3 separate regions of the Mus musculus genome follow, and all the other regions are linked to region 1. The links are chromatin loops, found by intact Hi-C in ENCODE. Cell type or tissue: left cerebral cortex. All regions are shown on one strand. Links, peaks and the distances in the headings refer to the core of each region. The heading gives the core; the rest is flanking DNA.

The links. A loop is a pair of places that touch in the nucleus more often than their neighbours do. Peaks named below come from ENCODE experiments on the same cell type or tissue, not always from the same donor. Only the 100,000 strongest peaks of a DNase experiment are listed, where the experiment ranks them.
Region 2: a loop joins it to region 1, with 6 times the contacts of the local background. A loop is called at or near these places in 8 of 42 quality-filtered maps.
Region 3: it touches region 1 in a loop (2.9-fold over the local background); 8 of 42 quality-filtered maps call a loop at or near these places.

The regions. Positions count from the first base shown.
Region 1 is chr15:34,235,901-34,240,276 of GRCm38, reverse strand. Laptm4b (lysosomal-associated protein transmembrane 4B) reads right to left here and starts at 2,251. Exons shown (of 7, transcript NM_033521.3): 1 at 1,855-2,251. The coding sequence starts at 1,953. In left cerebral cortex, for the core only: a CTCF peak has its summit at 2,220; DNase peaks (open chromatin) are centred at 1,426 and 2,204; H3K4me3 peaks cover 2,034 bases; H3K27ac peaks cover 982 bases.
Region 2 is chr15:34,440,943-34,445,318 of GRCm38, reverse strand. Rpl30 (ribosomal protein L30) reads left to right here and starts at 2,043. Exons shown (of 5, transcript NM_001163485.1): 1 at 2,043-2,134; 2 at 2,242-2,294; 3 at 2,539-2,684; 4 at 3,957-4,087. The coding sequence starts at 2,274. In left cerebral cortex, for the core only: a CTCF peak has its summit at 2,050; DNase peaks (open chromatin) are centred at 1,761 and 2,017; H3K4me3 peaks cover 2,108 bases; H3K27ac peaks cover 1,695 bases.
Region 3 is chr15:34,040,725-34,045,100 of GRCm38, reverse strand. No RefSeq gene overlaps it. Among named protein-coding and RNA genes, the nearest start is that of Gm41290, 5.1 kb to the right of the region's middle. In left cerebral cortex, for the core only: a CTCF peak has its summit at 1,795; DNase peaks (open chromatin) are centred at 1,060 and 1,790.

The DNA.
Region 1 (4,376 bases), core at 798-3,297:
GGACCTAGTTAGTTAGTAAAAGGGTAATACTAGTAAGCCCTAGTCAGTAAGCAGGGATACGAAACACAAAATTTTCATTTGGAGCGGTCTGCTTTTGACACACCAATATAGCATGGTTGGATACCTGACAACTACAGGGCTCAAGTATTTCTCTCCCGTAGATCATGTAGTACGCTGTGTTGGGGCTCAGTCTACACTGAAAACTCTTTTTATACATGACCACGTGGCAGGTGAGACAGGGTGAGAAGATGGGGGGGGGGTGCTTGTAGGAAGGAGAGGTAGGTAGGTACCTCATTTTTCCTTAGGCCTTAGGCCCTCACCATGTTGACCTTTTTAAATGGAAATTAAGGTCTTAGATAACAGATTTGTATTTAAAACTATAAGGGAACTCAACTAGTGAACAAGAAATTTTCAATAGGAATAGAAAAGATTTCTATATAGATGTGGTGAGTACCTAAGCTTTTCTGGTCTCCTTGGAAGCGTATGCCTCACAAAGGGCAGGCTCTTACAGGAAAGGAAGCCTACGGAGGGGGAAGTCTGCTTTTGACACACCAATACAGCATGGTTGGATGACTGCCAACAAGACTAAAGTAGATTTATATCTCCCGTAGATCATGTAGTACATTTGCCTAATGCAATGCCCTAGATTTTACCAACTGCATCCACTGAAGCCCTTGCAAGCCTGCAGATCTGAACACTTCCAAGGAGGACACAGACATTTGCAGCCCACCTTCTGCCCTGACTGGCCATCGATAAAAGCACTTCCTGAGGCCACTTTCCACACTCCAACTATGGTTTTAAATTCCTGTAAATTCCTTGGCTTTAAGAAAAGTCAGGGCTGAGCCAATACATTAATGTTCAATTTGCATTCACACTGAACAGCCAGAACCCACATATACCAAAGGTCTGTTGGAAAGCTTTTAAGACTAAAAAATTCTATTATGCGGCCATAATGGACCCAACTAAAGAAAACTTGAGACTATAAATAGAACTGTAACATCACGTGGAAGGGGAATGCATTGTTTAAAATGGCACAAGGCAGTTTACAATTCAATACTGAATATCTTTTTAAACTATCAAAGGGAGCTAAGAATATGTTCTAACTAAAAAGTTTTATATGCCACTTAACTACCACTTTCAACTACATTTCGTTGTTCTGCAGCAAGTAGCTCGGATCTCTCTAAAATGATGTCACAAAATCCAAAATATTGAGGAATCCGACTCAGTCCAAGGCTGCCAACCACCAACCAAGGGCAGCCAGCGCCACAGGGCAAGAATCCATCAAGCTAACTCGCTGCCCCAGAGAATCACATGTTTGTTCTTGACACAAATGTGAGCGCCAACCTGAAGGCCATTTTTAAAGAAAACTAAATTTGCCCGCCGTGCCTATTCAGAGGGATCACCTGTCCTCGGGCAGGAACCTGAGTGGTTGTTAAGATGGCTTCTCCAAGCCAACTGGAACACAGGCACACTTGGGTACCTTCCCTGTGTAAGAGCTTTAAACAGGCGTACGCAGGAAAATCCTCTCGAGAGGAACAAGAATTTCCCAACCGTTTCTGCTCGGACGCGAACTCGCGAGGGCGAACGCTGTGTAGCCGTGGTGCGTCCCGGGGGTGAACATGCCCGGCCCGCACCTCGCAGGGCCCGGTGCCCCACCCCCCCCCGCCCGGCCCCACATGCCCCCGCCACTGCAGCCCGGCTCTCCCCGAGAATTAACTTTCTAATAATACAACTTTAGGCGGATGATCGCGGGCGGCCCCCAGACCGACGCCGACCTAGAAGCGACTTAGTGGCGCGGGGTGAGCGGCGCGCGTGGGGACCCCGGGGGCTCCCTCGACGCCAGGGCGCGCTCACCAGGTACCAGACGCCCAGCAGGATGGTGCCGGTGCGGACATGGCAGCACAAACAGCAGCTGTGGGAGTAGAACCGAGTCCAGGGAGCGACCATCTTCATAGCTCCGGCGCTCGTGGAAGTTTGTGAGAGCGTCGCTCGCTTCGTCTTGGGTCCGCTGCTCCTGCCCCTCTCCTTGGCCGCCCCGACCCTCGGACCGCTCGCCCGACCCTTGGCTCTGCACTGTACCGAGAGCTCCGAGTGGCCGCTGCGACGGGACACTGGGCTCGAAGACCGCGGCGACGCTAGGAGGCAGGGGGGAGGAGAAGCCGTGGGTCACGTGGCCTGCCCGGGCTCGTGATGTCACCACCGGCTCCAGCCAGCTGCGGGCGCTGGGAGCGCTGCGCCAAATAAATGCTTCCTTGCTGGACCCTGAGGGAGTCTCCAGAATTTTCCTCCGGAAATGGGGTGCACCTTTGGTTAGGATTCAGATTCATTCCAGCTGTGTTTGCCTCACATCTAGCTTGCAAATAACCGGTGAATGCTGTGCTAGGATTGTAGTTATCTTGCAAACTGGCGGAAGGAAGGAAAACTGCTTAGAATGATTATTCCAGTCAACTGCGGTACTTTGAACCACTGCGGAACCCGCAGAGAGCAATTTATCTCAGCTTCCCAGCTCAATTACTTTAGTAGCAATCTTTTCCCAGAAAATAGAATGTGTGTCAAGGGCATCCTCACTGTGCTTCCGTGGCATTTTTAATAATGACTGAAGTTCTAGTAAAACAAAAACAAAAAAACAATTACTGCCAAAAGATCTATGCAAGTCACAATACACAGCGTTGAAAGAGCCCAGGCAGAGGACTAGGGTCTGGGGGCGGGGGATGTCCCTCCAGCTGCTGTTTTGGATAGGATCCAAGTTTAGCCTTTGATGACCACAGTGCTAGCTAAGAAGCTCTGATAACTTAAATTAAAAGTTCGTGTGAAGCCGGGCATTGGTGGTGGTGCACGCTTTAAATCTCAGCAGTCAGGAGACAGAGGCAGGCCAGCGTCTATAGAGCAAGTTCCAGGACAGCCAGTCTAGTCTATAGAGCAAGTTCCAGGACAGCCATCCTAGTCTATAGAGCAAGTTCCAGGACAGCCATCCTAGTCTGTAGAGCAAGTTCCAGGACAGCCAAAACTGCACAGAGAAACCCTGTTTCAGGAAAGGAAAGAAGGAAGGAAGAAAGGAAGGAAGGAAAGGAAGGAAGGGAAAAAAAGAGACCATGTGAAAGTTTTATTTCAGGATTAGAACAAGAAATAAAATGGGTTCAATTTGGCCGGTCAGTGGTGGCGCATGCCTTTAATCCCAGCACTTGGGATGCAGAGGCAGGTGGATTTCTGAGTTCAAGGCTAGCCTGATCTACAGAGTAAGTTCCAGGACAACTAGAGCTATACAGAGAAGCCCTGTCTTGAAAAACAACAAAAATTTAAAAAAGTTTTAAAATGGGTTCGATTTAAATTAAAGTACATGTCAAATAAGATGAAAGATGGTTCAAGATTGGTTAGTTTCACAAAGACGTGCATCTACCACACTCTAGTTTAAACTTGGCTTCTATTCCCAGAGATACCACGTGTAGGTCCTTGAGCAAAGATACAAGCAGGATAACTGTTGTGGGAGGAATTGGAAAAGCTCGGTATTTGTTTCTTTTCTTCGTAACATTAAAGATAATTTTCTCTCTGGGATTGTCTATTGTTAGTTATGGGCTGGGGCTTTCCTCTCATGTGGAGTGTTATCTCAGGATGCAGGAGGCTCTGAGCTCCATCCTCAGGGTTGCAAAAAGAGTATATAATTATGCCCACAGCCATTAGTGAACAAAACCACAAACATTAGTATTCAGGAAAGGGATAGTAATACAGACTGAGGAATACTGCATTGAAAGACTCTGAAAATTCAAAATTAACATAGATACTGCCCTCTCTCTTCTTTTCCCACAAAGATTTCAAATTTATTAAGCAAATGACACATTGATTCAGATGAATTTTATATTTCAGAAAATTTACTATTCTAGATATGAAGTCACAGTAGCCAAATTGCTATAGATTTTAAAATATAGAATAGACACTAGCTGAAGAAAATGTGCGCAGGTGAAGCTTGGTAGGTAAACCAAACAGCTACAGGATCTTTGGAGTGCAAAAGATTACTGGAATGCAAAAGAGTGTTGCCGGAAAAACAAGAACTGGGCCAGGCATGGGGGCTCACATCGTTGATCCTAGCACTCAGAAGGGCGGAGGCAGAGGCAAGTAGATCTCCGTGAGTTTGATTCCAACCTGGTCTTCATGGTGAGTTCCAGGTCAGACAGAGCTAAGTTTAGAGGCCTTGTCTCCAACCAAACAACAGCAGAGAGAACTGGGCTTCTCCCTGTAACTTGTGTTTGGGGCTTTTTGAAGCAGAGACTCACTGTGTAGTCCTGACTCCCTCTGCTCTGTAGACCAGAGGGACCTCCAGATCTCCTGCCTCTGCCTCCCAAGGGCTGTGCATGTGCCACTGAGATTTGCACGATGCCACT
Region 2 (4,376 bases), core at 649-3,148, 210 kb before region 1:
TCATATAAATAAAACAAAATCTTTAAAAAAAAAAAAAATCTCCAGGCGTGGTGGCGCATGCCTTTAATCCCAGTACTCAGAAGGCAGAGGCAGGCAGATTTCTGAGTTCAAGGCCAGCCTGGTCTACAAAGTGAGTTCCAGGACAGCCAAGGCTATACAGAGAAACCCTGTCTCGAAAAACCAAACCAAAAAAAAAAAAAAAAAAAAAAAAAATCCCAAACAGGTCAGCAAAGCACAGGATTAAAAAAAGGGGGGTGGGTGGGGTAAGGGTAGCATGTTAAACAGCAATGTCACAACTCCAATCTAGGCTTATTGCTTTGAATTTAAATCATATGAGCTATTTGTTAAAGTTCATTTAAAGTTTACTATGTTTACAAAACTGGATTAATAGAAGACAATTAGCTGGATTTGTACCATCCTAAGTACTTTATGCCTAAATGTTAAAGCAAAGAGTATGGTAATTGAACACTACCGTTTGGTCAAATTCACATTAAAATGGGCCACAACAGTTGAATAAATTTTAATGTAAAATTTCTGGATTTTCTGAGTTCGAGGCCAGCCTGGTCTACAGAGTGAGTTCCAGGACAGACAGAGAAATCCTGTCTCAAAAGACTCAACCAAAACAAACAAAAACCAAAAAACCCTAATTTGCAGGCCTGGTTCTATTCATACTTCTGTAATACACTAGCTGTAAAAATGTGAGAATAACACAGTTACTATCTCATAGAGTGTGTGTGTTGGCTAAGTAATATGTTTTAGTTTCCGTTTTTTTTCTTTTTCCAAAAGATCAACTCACAGAGATTGCCAGCTCCGGGTGGGATTATAGGTATAGATCATCTCGACCCGCATGACTCATGGATGTTTTTAAAGTTATTTTAATTAAGGGGAGGCAGGGTTGTTCTTCCCTTTCCTAACCTCCAGGGCAAAGTAACTCACCATACAGCTTACCTACTACCCTGGGTTTCCTTTTTCATGCTTATATAAATTTGGTGGCACAGGTGCTTGTGCAGTTGGGCAGAGGTCACAGGTCAACTTCTGGGTACTTACTCGGTAGTTGTCCACCTTATTTTTCACAAGATCTTTGAGACCTGGAGCTGACAGGTTAGACTAGGTTGGCTGGCTAGCCAGCCTTGGGGAATCTGTTCCACAAATGGAGTTACAAGTGTGCACAACCATGCCAGACTTTTGGGGGCTGGGGATTGACAGAGAGGTTTAGGCATAAAATGCAGGTCCCCACGCTTGCAAGGCAAGCACACTTTACTGACTGAACAATCTCAACAGCCCTGGGTTTTCGTTGGTGCTAGTGCGTAAATAGTAGAGGCTTTCAAGGTTTTTTTTTTTTTTCCTTGAATGCTACATTTATACAACGGCCCAAGTTTCGTAGCAAAATGATTTTTTAAATTATTCGTATTGCGACTATTTCTTTACTTCTGTATACGTATGTGAGCATTCAAGCGCAGGCCAAAGAAAAACCTGCTGGACTTGGCGCTCCCCTCCCACCACGTGGGTTTGGAACTCATTCGTCTACTTAGCGACAAGCGCATTTACCCGTCAGCCACTTCACCAGGTTTTTTTTTTTTTTTTTTCAATTGTGGTCCCTGTGCAAAGTAGGCTCCCAAGTACACGGTATAAAACCGCCGCAAAAGGGGTGTGTGTCCTACGGAGCGGCAAACAGGAAGATCAGCGGCGGGTGGACAGAGATGCCTCCGCTCCTGGTGAGCAGTCACGGGGTAAACCGGCGGCCCGGGGTCCTTCCGGAGCACGCCCAAGACAACGTCAGGCGGAGACCAGCCCAGGAGAGGCCAGGTCGCTGCCGCCTCGCCACGGAGCCCTGGGCCTCGTCGTCAGCTCCCATCGAGCTCCGGCTCTCCGCGGTGTCAGCCCGCTGCAGCAGAACAAACGCCCAGAACCGAAGGCCGGAGCCCAGACGCCGCAGCAGCCCAGCCTGCGTTGTAACCCGGTCCCCATAGCAACCAACTACCGCAGACTACTCTCGCAAGCGCTGTTCTGCTTGTGACCCGGACCGGCTTCTCTTCCGCTTCCGGTCCCACAATCCTCTGTCGGCCTAGAAGAGCTTTGCATTGTGGGAGCTCCTTCCTTTCTCGCTCCCCGGCCATCTTGGCGGCTGGTGTTGGTGAGTGAGCTCTGCGGGGTAAACGATTAGGCGGCTCGGGGAGCTCCGCTAGCTGGTGTTTGACGCTCTGGATTATAATCCTCTCTTCTGTCCTCTGTGTATGCTAGGTTGGGGGTTGTCCCGCACCTAAGGCAGGAAGATGGTGGCCGCAAAGAAGACGGTGAGTGAAGCCGATCGGGCCCGGAAGCCGGTTCACGTGGAGAGCTGGGTCGGGCCGGGGCGGATAGATTTGAGCACACTGGGTGGACGACTTGTCGCTGACGTTTCAGGGTCTCAAAGTGAATCCGAGAGGCTCTTTGTATGGTCTCAGACATCATGAAAGGGTTCAGTTCCAGAAATCTGGAACTGAGTTTGGTTTTAGATGACTGCAAGTGGTGTTCAAGTCTCAAACGTTTGCATTGTAGAAAAAGTCTCTGGAGTCGATCAACTCTAGGCTCCAACTTGTTATGAAAAGTGGGAAGTACGTGCTGGGCTACAAGCAGACTCTGAAGATGATCAGACAAGGCAAAGCGAAGTTGGTTATCCTTGCCAACAACTGTCCAGCTTTGAGGTAATGGAGGGAACCTGGATGTGTGCAGCCTATTGTAAATTCACTGTGCAGTATCCAGCATTGGGAAGAAGAATAATGATGGTTGCTTTCTGATGTTTGGACCTTGCTTTGTGTGTGTTTTTTGTAAATGTACCTTTGAGGCACGTTGTGTGACAGGAGGTATACAAATGATACACGCAGACTGGGGGAAGCCCGATCCCGAATTTTTCAAGGTTTGAAGTGTTAACACTCCGCTTCATGTGCCTGTTTTAGTTTAGAAAAATTCTGGCTGGATTATGGAGGTGATGGTATCATGAAATCACCTATTTGGCAGGGTCCAATTTTCTGAACACGTTCATTCTTGATTAACTATTTTAACTCGAACCTAACAAGTATTTTAAGTAAGCTGAAGAAGCTTGTGTAGTATACGCTCCTTGATTTTTCTATGGCAATTGTACACCTCTTCAGCCTTTTATGTAGGTGTCTATACTTAGTGGCAGAGTTTGGAATGTTTGGTCTTATTTTAAACCTTTGCCAGTCGATTCATAGTGGCAGCGTAGACATTCATTACTAAATTACAAGCTCAGACTCAGTGGGTCCAGGCTGGAGCTTCAAGTTCATTTCTCATAAGCACTTTGGAGCACTGTTGGTATGTGGGGCCACATTCTAAGCTCAAGGTTCTGTGGAACTTTCAAATCTTAACAATTTGTATCCTTTAACTTGGCACTGAAGTATTTATTTTTTGGGTAATATTATCAGCAGCCCTTATGTAGTATTCACTGTATAGTAGGTGGTTTAAGAGGGCTTACTTTTTTAGGTTTCTGACCCTCCACTCCACCTTCCTATTATTCTTTGCCTTCGTTTGATTAAAATGGAGTATATACTTGTTGCTGACACGAGATTCTCCTGGTGTTGTGAGGTGGCTGATGTGAATGCTGGAAACTGAACTTTCTTAAGAGCAGTACAAGCTTTCAGTGAACCATATCTCCAGGCCAGCATTGGCTTTTTTATGTCTATTATACCCTTTTCTAGTTTTTAAGTAACTTACACATTTTAAACTTAGTAAATTGAAACATGAATACAATGTACTTTAATATTGGATACTACCTCCAAAAAGTTAGGTATTTAATTATCACAATACACTAGTAAAGGATCCATGATAATCAGGACAGCTAGAATCTTTTTTAAGAGTTGGAAGTGATTTAGTTACTGTTAAAAAGGCCTCACCAATTTGTCACAAGTCTGTCAGTACCTTGGTATGGCATTTTATTTGACTTTTTGTTGTTCCCTAAGGAAATCTGAAATAGAGTACTATGCCATGTTGGCTAAAACTGGGGTCCATCACTACAGTGGCAATAATATTGAACTGGGCACAGCGTGTGGAAAATACTACAGAGTATGCACACTGGCTATCATTGACCCAGGTATGTTTTTAAAATTATATTTTTTTCTAATGTAAGTGCTTATTAGACAGTGGCTTTGGTTCAACTTTGATATTAAGAATTTTGTTTAATGCAAGTTCTAGGACAACTGGGGCAGCACAGTGAAACTCTTTGTCCCTCTACCCCTCTCAACCCCTCTTACCATACCCCCCCTTGGGAAGAAAAGTTTGGTAGAAGGTGAACGAGATAAAATTTTACCACCTCTTTGTTGCTTGGGGATAAATAGTTTGTGGTAAATGCCTGCATTCTATTTTATTTTGAGCTTAGAAAT
Region 3 (4,376 bases), core at 649-3,148, 200 kb after region 1:
CAATAACATGGTTAAGTGGTATTATTTATTTTAGACAGCCTCACTAGCTAATCCTGGCTTCCTGGAACTCAAAGAGATTCCCCTCCTTCAGCCTTCTGAGTTCTGTGATTAAAGGTGTGAGCCACCCAAATCAGTGTCCTGTACTTTTTTTTAAAGATTTATTTATTTATTTTATGTATATGAATTCATTGTAGCTGTACAGATGGTTGTGAGCTTTTATGTGGTTGTTGGGAATTGAACTTTTTAAGACTTCTGCTCGCTCTGGTCAGCCCTGTTCTCTCTGGTCAACTCTGCTTGCTCAGCCCCTGCTTGTTCTGGCCCAAAGATTTATTTATTATTATAAATAAGTACACTGTATTTGTCTTCAGATGCAACAGAAGAGGGCGTCAGATCTCATTATGTGTGTTTGTGAGCCATCATGTGGTTGCTGGGATTTGAACTAAGGACCTTCTGAAGAGCAGTCAGTGCTCTTTTTTTTTTTTTTAAAGATTTATTTATTATTATATGTAAGTACACTGTAGCTGTCTTCAGACACACCAGAAGAGGGAGTCAGATCTTATTACAGATGGCTGTGAGCCACCATGTGGTTGCTGGGATTTGAACTCTGGACCTTCGGAAGAGCAGTCGGGTGCTCTTACCCACTGAGCCATCTCACCAGCCCGAGCAGTCAGTGCTCTTACCCGCTGAGTCCCTCTGTACTTTTAATATATAAAAATATGTTAAATTATTAAAAATCAATTGACTTTGCATGTTAGTACTTTGTAATCTGCCTCTACCTCCCTCCCCACACACTTAAATTAGGATGTAACACATCTTCTTTCATGTCAATACAGATCTTACTACTAATAGGGTACAGTGTATGGAAGTGGCCCTGAAGCTCTCTCTGCACTTAGACTTTGCTATGCCTAGATGCTCTTGCTTATGTGTGAGATTGACTGGGCCACTGGTTCCACATTAACATGTGTATGGAGTTATGCATTTAAACCAGTGGAATGGAAGCCAGAATGCTCTAACAGGAGCCTCACCTAAGTCACCAGAGACTTGATTAGAACAAGCATGATGGGACAGGAGGTGAGTTTTGTCTATGTCTTCCAGTCAGGACACTTAGCTAATCTTGCTTTCACACATGAACTTTGGAGCTTATACCAACAGCTGTCCTGGCTCTCAGGCAAGGAACTTTGGAATCCTTGGTCTCTGTGACTCATGGGACTTTCAAGCTATTATAGTTATGTGAGTCAGTTCTTTACCAAATCTATCTACTATGAATGCATGTGTTTGCCTGCCCATCCATCCATCCATCCATCCATCCATCCATCCATCCATCCATCAATTATCTACCTATCTTTCCTTGATCTAGTTACTATCTAGCAAAGTGATTCTGGTTTGCACTAATGTTGATTCTTTAGACATCCCAAACTAATAGGTCTTTTTATATTGTTAGTTTTAAAATACTTTAATTTTGATATTTTGTGTGTGTACATGTGTGTGTTGAGTGTTGTGTGTGTGTGAGTGTGTGTGTGTGTACATGCTGTACCTGAGGGCTCCTGAGCTGAAGTCAGAGGATAACCTTCAGGAACTGATGGTCTTTCACTGTGGGCTCCAGAATTTGAACACAAGAGGTCAGACACTTTTACTTGTAGGCCAAGCCCCTAAAAGAAGTTTGGAGTTAAGACCTTTGTTGTTGTTTTGAAATCACTGTGAAAAAGACCCTTAGTGAACATTCACCAGCATTGGGCTCTAAGGTTTGCAAGTCAGCCTTGAAGGGAACCACTGGTCCAGCTCCTTGCTGCCACTCAGTGGCATTTTTCTACATTGCAGTTAGAAACTTCTGTGCTCTTTAAAGGATCCAGGAAATGGCCATAAGCAAATATTCTGTCTCTGTCTCAGTCTCTCTCTCTGTGTCTCTCCCTCCCTCCCCACTCTCTATTTCCCACTTCTTCTTTTCTGTCCCTCCTCTCCGTCCTTCCCTTCCTTTCGCCCTCCCCTTCTCTGTCTCTCTTCCTTCCTCTCTCCCTCTTCCCTCTCTGTCTCTCTCTCCCTCCCCCTCTACTGTAAATAATAATAATGTAACATCAGATCAATTCATGGCTTATATTATCCCCCGAGGATAGATTCCTCGATTGCTATCACTTGACAAAAGGTGTGAACATTAAACTTTGTCTTATAGATATAACGTATAGTATACATGACAGAGTGAAAAATGCATTAAAACATAACAAGAAGAAAATGATTTTAACTTAATTAGCTATCCAAACCACTTATTTATTTATTTATTTATTTATTTATTTATTTATTTATTTATTTATTTTGGTTTTTTGAGACAGGGTTTTTCTGTATAGCCCTGGCTGTCCTGGAGCTCACTTTGTAGTCCAGGCTGGCCTCGAACTCAGAAATCCACCTGCCTCTGCCTCCCAAGTGCTGGGATTAAAGGCGTTGCCACCACGCCTGGCTCCAAACCACTTTTAAAGTAGCATTTAGAAGCATTTAAATAGGAGCTGGTGAGATGGCTCAGTGGTTAAGAGCACTGACTGCTCTTCTGAAGGTCCTGAGTTCAACTCCCAGCAACCACATGGTGCCTCACAACCATCCATAACAAAATCTGATGCCCTCTTCTGGGAGTGTCTGAAGACAGCTACAGTGTACTTACATATAATAAATAAATAAATAAATAAATAAATCTTTAAGAAAAGGAAGCATTTAAATATTTTTAAACTTTGTGTGAGGGCTGTGTATGGGAACATGTGTGAGGTCTGTGTATGGGCACATGTGTTGATGTCTGTTTATGGGCACATGAGTGAGGCCAGAGGGTGCCTTCTGGGAGTTGGTTTTCTACTCACTGTGTGGGTTCTAGAGATCAAACTCAGATGGTCAAGGCAGCAAGCGTCTTTATCAGTTGAGCTCCTTTGTGGTTTAGGAAGTTGATCGTAGGACTTTCCTGTGTTGCTTTCCTAGCCCTGTTTTAACACTTTTTTTTTTTTTTGAGACAGGATTTCTCTGTGTAGCCCTGGCTGTCCTGGGACTCATTCTGTAGACCAGGCTGGTCTCGAACTCAGAAATCCGCCAGCCTCTGCCTCCCAAGTGCTGGGATTAAAGGTGTGTGCCACCACTGCCTGGCTCTGTTTTAACAATTTAAAGAATAATATGGACTTATGGGTCTATAGTTTAATAGCTTTGTACTGCCTGGATTACTGGTTGCTCTATGACCCTCTAGCTCATCTTTGTCCTCTTCCTTCTGAAAGACCCACAAAATGAGGACTCCCCCATGTTCTGACTCAGGAGAGGCGACAACCTAAATCACTCACAAGAAACGACCTTGATGCAAACCACAAGAGGAGTTTTTATTCCAGGCATACTCTGGGGCCCACAGTCGTACATCAGCAGGGGTAGAGGACCAAGGACCACGAGTGCAGAATTGGGATAGCTTTTATGGAGTTACAACAAAGCCCGTGCTTCACAAACCAATCATGTCACAGCATCAAGAGCTCGTGCAGTGTGGGTCAATCGATTTGTACCACTCCATAGTTTCTAGGCCAATCATTTTAAATCATCAAGTCCACGCTCCGAGGGCCAATCAGTTTCCTTTAGCCTAGGAGGTCCGAATTTGCTTGGGTTCCTGGGCGGGGGGGGGGTGGGGGGGGTGGGGGAGGGAGCTGGGGCCTTGAATCAAAGTTTCAGTGTATAATCTTTCCTTCTATGGTGCAAGCAATTTACAGAAGCTAGATAAGTGGTTAGTTAACTCATTTCCTGTTCTCTTACTAGGCTAGGATCACAGAAAGCAGGCCCTGGAGCAGCAAGAAGTGTGACCTTTTACTTATATAATGGCAGGGAGCAGGGTCTGGAATTTGTGGTATTTAGGGCTTCTTAGGAGGCTAGAGTTGGGGCTGTATTTTCTATCCTTTCACTTCATCTTCTTTTGAGACAGGGCTTTGTGTAGTCCAGGCTGATGAGCTGTGGGAGAACTCTGGACAGGATCAATCTGCATGTTCTGATGGTTGTTTTTCAACTACTCTAGTTTCCTGGTATACAAAAGGAAGTAGATAGTGTCTATACCCCTTCAAACATGGGAGTCTGTGATTCCAAACAGCTTCGTTGTGTAGGGGCAAGGGCAATGGCAATGGCAAGGGCAGGGGTAAGTGTTATGTGCAGACAGAAGCAGCTGTGTGAGAAATGAGACACCATGTAGTAGGGGAGGCAGGCATGGTGTAGGGCTGATTGCAGGGTTGTATAATACTGGGTACCTAGCTTGGTTTAGCATTCCCTTTAATTATCCTGTGTCTTTCAATACAATGTTGGAGTAAAGGACTTCTTGTTTTCATCTTGCACTAGGTCTTACAAGTATTGGAGGTGGTCTTGAGCAAAGATTAGGGTGGAATATG